2 separate regions of the Mus musculus genome follow, and region 1 is linked to region 2. The links are chromatin loops, found by intact Hi-C in ENCODE. Cell type or tissue: heart. All regions are shown on one strand. Region 1 overlaps Rapgef6 (Rap guanine nucleotide exchange factor (GEF) 6). Region 2 overlaps P4ha2 (procollagen-proline, 2-oxoglutarate 4-dioxygenase (proline 4-hydroxylase), alpha II polypeptide).

Region 1 (2,500 bases), 410 kb after region 2:
ATATACTTCGTAGTTTCTCTAGGTGACTGGTAACTAAAAACTATGTAAGTAGTTGCTATTCTATATTGGAGTACTACGTAAAAGCAGCTCTATTTCTCCCTGGTGATGAAGATCAGTTTATTCTTTCAAATCAGCAGCTGCCCTCACCTGTTGCTTCTTAGGTCCTAGAGTTTAAAGTTACTCTGCTAGCAGCTTGTACTTGTAGTTCAGTAAGAGTCTTGTACTGCTCTTTTCCTCAAAAACTGTATACAATCTTAAGAATCAAGATCTCTAAACCTGCAGAGTCACACTCAGAAATTCAGATGTATTTCTTATGGAGTAAACTTACTTCTCTTTTAATCTAGTTATTTACCTGAAAAAAATATTTTTCCTTTTTTGTTCATCTTTTGTTTTCCCATTTTGAGACAATATTTCTTATGACGCAATTTACCTCAAGCTCCCTATGTAGCTAAGGAGGACCTTGAACTTCTGATTCTCCAGGTTCTACCTCTTGAGTGCTATTATTATAGTGATGTGCTACCATATACTGTTCTCTCTTTTGTAATTTAATTTTACATATTTGCACGTGGTGACTGTGTCTTCAAGACTAAAGGGGGACGTTTTGCAGGTTTCTAGAAGTACTTGCAGATCTGAAGTTAGTTAACCTTGTTCCTGTCCCATTCTACTGATCGGAATAAATTATAGAACTAACCGAGATCAGTGGGAAGAACAAATAGACTCTGTATGGAAGGTGGTATATTCCTATTGCAGGAAATCATGAGATAATAATAGAAAAGAGAAAATATCATGGTAGCTGTATTAGAAGTTTAATTTGCTTTATCTCCTCTCTTCCAAATCTTTGTAGACCCTTCTTACTTGAAATGGTTTTCTTTTTTAATTTTGTAACCCCTTTTATTCACTTAAAATTTTTTCACTTTTCATTTTAATAAGGACTAATCGGAGATACTATGTGTTTAACTTTCCTCAGTAGAAAATTGTGATCTTTGGATTCAGTGCAATGTTTCTTTTTATTAGTATCCCCATATTGCCTTACTAACTTACTAGAATGCAAGTTGCCTTGGTTTCTTTTTCCTCTGTTACTAATAGATACTTGGCAAGTCACATATCAGAGTATGACAGTAGTTAGCAGTGGTCTCTGCTGATATGAAAATGTTTCTTACAAGAGAATAAGGGATATATATTATATAGAGAATTTATGTTTGTCTGCTTTTTATTATCATCACCACATACCAGTAATCTTAAATAACATGAGTAGCAGAACACACCTTTCTGTTGGGGATGTGAACTTCTGTGAAGTTCTCATTTGCATATGCCAAAGCTCATAGTTAAGATTATATTTTATCAGAGGGCTAAAGAAAGATTGCTTGCTGCTTTCAGAGTTAATAGTAGTGCCGTCCATTGGATATATTTTTGCTTATAGGAAATTATAATACGGAGTCTCTTGAGAGTCCTTTAGAAAATCATATTTTAAGGGGACTTTAAAAAACCACGGGGCTGGAGAGAGATGGCTCAATGGCTTAAGTCTGTTTACTGCTCTTACAGAGGACCTGTGTTCTCAGAACCCACTGTGAGCAGCTTATAACCACTTGTAACTCCAGCTCTGGAGACATCACATGAACATACTCCTTACCACCACCTTATAAGCACATAATTAAAAATAAAATAAATCTCTAAAATAAAGGAAAAACCAGATCTTTGGAGGTGTTAGATGGGATGCCTAAAGCCTACAAACATTGAGACTAATCTGGAGGAAACTAAAAACAAACTGAGCTGTATTTGCCTGTGTGAGTGTTTGAAATATTTTTATATTTAGTGTCCACAAATATGTGGGTACTAAAGAAAAGGTCATAGCTGTTTAGAAATACTTAGGTAAGAAAGGTAAGAAGTAATGAGTTGTTGGCTTTGTATTGTTTGAGTAGGTGCTATGCTCATGAAGAAGAGGAATTCCTAGAGGGAGCTCCTCCTTACTTTTGTAAAACTTGGAATTCAGAGGTTTCTGCGGCCCTTGTGTAGTTAACAGAGCTCTGTCTTAAATGGTTGGGGTGCTTAAAAAGATTTGAGTGAGGAGGATGGGTCATATTTTGGAGTGTATATTTGAAAAGTAATCTAAACACCTTTGTGTTTCACAGGACTTAAATATTATTTATTCTTATCTGCATGGGATGGAAATACTATCAAACCTCAGGGAGCATCAGCTTAGGTGAGTGTGATTGGTTTATCAGTCTGCGCTATATGTTACGCATCTGTTCACCGGGTACTTGTTAAACCTTTACAGTCATCCTGTCTTAGGCATTTGAAGTACTTAGACTAGATCTCTAGTGTCCTCAAGTTTGAAAGCACAGTAAGGACTATATACAGCCAGGGTGGAGTTGGCCCATGGGAAAGCAGAGGCAGGTAGATTTCTCTGAGTTCAAGGCCAGCCAGGGCTACACAGAAAAACCTGGTCTCAAAAGAACAAAAAGGAGAGAGAGAGAGAGAGAGAGAGAGAGAGAGAGACTGG
Region 2 (2,500 bases):
TGCGGTAGAGCCAGACTATAGCACCCGGCACGGTGCCTTTGTACCTCAGATATTTCAGGTAGAAGATGTCTCAGTGAAACCAAAGTTCTGATGCTGTTTACATGTGTGTTTTTATCACATTTCTATTTGTTGTGGCTTTAACCAAAAAATAAAAATGTTCCTGCCAGAAGCCTTAAATAGCCTTATTTTGGAGTGTTTTGGTTTTGTTGTTATTCTTGTTTGGTATTGTTTGTATTGTTTGGTATTGTTTCCAGGAACTGGGCCTGGCTTGGCTTAAAATGCCTGCCACAGCTAGGCGTGATGGCACATGCCTTTTATCCCAGCACTCGGGAGGCAGAGGCAGGCGGATTTCTGAGTTCAAGGCCAGCCTGGTCTACAGAGTGAGTTCCAGGACAGCCAGGGCTACACAGAGAATCCTGTCTTGAAAAACCAAAAAAAAAAAAGAGTGCCTGTCACACGAACATGGACCTGAATTCTGATATCCAGCAAGTACATAAAACTCAGGGCCTGACAGTGCCTCCCTATAATCTCAGTGCTAGGGTGGCAGAGGCAAGCATCTCTGGGGCCTGCTGACCAGGCAGCCTAGCCAAATTGGCAAGCTCCAGGCTCAGTGAGAGACACTGTTTCAAAAAAATAAGGTTGGAAGCTCACAGAGGAAAATGGAAGAAGTGGATGGCCAGTCTCCACAAGCCGGTGTACACACAAACACGCACACGCATGAGTGTGTAGCACACCACGCAGGAGCTCTTTTACAATTTTTTTTCTGATTTGTGTGCATCTCTGCCATACAGATGTTCTGCAGAGCAGAACACTAGCCCCAGGTTCTAGACCTGGTTTTTCCACACTGGCGTGCCCTCCAGGCTGCAGTGTGGAAATCGGAGGTGGTAAGTAATCTCACCTGCTCACCCAGAGAACACAGAGAGAACAGGTGTTCACAGCTGGAAAGCTGTTAATGTTCGGCATGGGACATGTACACTGAGTTGTCCCCGGTGACAAATGTGAAGAATGTGAAAGCATGTGTCACCTTCTGCCGGCTGCAACCTTCCTGTCAGCACTCGGGAACCGTGTGGGAGGCCCACCAGACTGCATCTCCTTCCCGGTCCCCAAAGGTCAGTGATAGCCGTGGGCTGATGGTTTGCGGTCACCACTGAAGTTTCCCTCCTGTGACCAGGTCACTGAATACAGTTACCTCATTTTCACTGACCAAGTTTGTCTGTCTGGCTTCTTTCATCTGATATTTTGTTGAAGGTCTGTATTACCACAGAGTTTGTTTTTAACAGTTCATGCGGCGGGGGTGGGGATGGGGGTGGGGGGCCCTCCAGAGAAACAGAACTGGAAGGGTGAATATATGTTACAAAGGGGGATTTATTAGATTGCCTTACAGGATGCAGGCTGGGTGGTTCAACAGTGGCCAGCTGCACTCTGGAGAGGCTGAGAACCAGCAGCAGTTTAGTCTGTGAGGTTTGGTGACTCTGTTGTCCCAATCTGGTGCTGAAGGCCTGGGGACTTCAGCAGAGTGACTGGTCCCCAGTCCACATTGGGAGGTGGGAGAAGCAGTGAAGGGTAGCAGCAACTGGGCAGATGCACTCACCAGCAAGACGCAAAGGCAGGCAAGGAAGAACAAGAGAGCTGCTGTTTTGGATCATCTTGCATCTGGACCATCACAGGAACGTGTTGTGTACTGTGAGAGAGGGTTCTCCCCCCTCCGTTAATCCCTCCTGGAAGTGCCCCCACAGAGCTGGCCAGAGGTGTATCTCTTGGTTGACTCTGGATTCTATGATATTGGCACTCAAGATTCATCATCACAGTGGGTCTATATCACAATACAGAATTTGAGAGGGTCTCAGTCTTTGTATAGCATGACAAAGGATGTGATAGGCATTTTTATACATGACTTCTGGTTGCCACAAATACAGTTCTTTCGTATATTTACCTAAGAACAGAAATGTGGACTTCCCGTTGGTCAGTCTTCAGTGTTATCTTATGATGTATGCAGTATGTTATACCCACACTGACCAGGAGTAAATGAACGTTCTTACCCTACCTCCCTCCAGCATCTGGTGTGGTCCTATGCTTAGGTTTTAACTAGCTGGGTGTGTGCTGTGGACCAAATGTTTGAGCCCTTCCCCCAATTCATACATCGAAATCCTGACCCCTAGTAGTATTAGAAGGTGGGATCCTTGGAGTTAATGAGGTCATAGGACTAGTGTTTTCTTAGGGAGATATATGTTGTCCCAGTCAGGGTATCTGTTGCTGTGATGGAACACAGTGACCAAAGCAAGTTGGAGAGGAAAGGGTTTGCTTGGCTTTCACTTCCACATCGCTGTTCATCACTCAAGGAAGTCAGGACAGGAACATGGAGGCAGGAGCTGATGCAGAGGCCATGGAGGGGAGCTGTTTACTTTTTACTCCACATGGCTTCCTCATCCTGCTTTCTTATAGAACCCAGGGCCACCTGCCCAGGGATGGCCCCACCCACAATGGGCTGGGCCCTCCGCCA

The links. A loop is a pair of places that touch in the nucleus more often than their neighbours do. Peaks named below come from ENCODE experiments on the same cell type or tissue, not always from the same donor. Only the 100,000 strongest peaks of a DNase experiment are listed, where the experiment ranks them.
Region 1: it touches region 2 in a loop (4-fold over the local background); 4 of 42 quality-filtered maps call a loop at or near these places.

What each region holds. Positions count from the first base shown.
Region 1 is chr11:54,541,450-54,543,949 of GRCm38, forward strand. Rapgef6 (Rap guanine nucleotide exchange factor (GEF) 6) reads left to right here. Exons shown (of 29, transcript NM_001252494.1): 2 at 2,130-2,200. Among named protein-coding and RNA genes, the nearest start is that of Rapgef6, 20 kb to the left of the region's middle. In heart, no CTCF peak of the experiment used is centred here; no DNase peak of the experiment used is centred here.
Region 2 is chr11:54,131,484-54,133,983 of GRCm38, forward strand. It overlaps P4ha2 (procollagen-proline, 2-oxoglutarate 4-dioxygenase (proline 4-hydroxylase), alpha II polypeptide), which reads left to right. Exons shown (of 16, transcript NM_001136076.2): 16 at 1-184. Among named protein-coding and RNA genes, the nearest start is that of Gm12223, 9.1 kb to the right of the region's middle. In heart, no CTCF peak of the experiment used is centred here; no DNase peak of the experiment used is centred here; H3K27ac peaks cover 595 bases.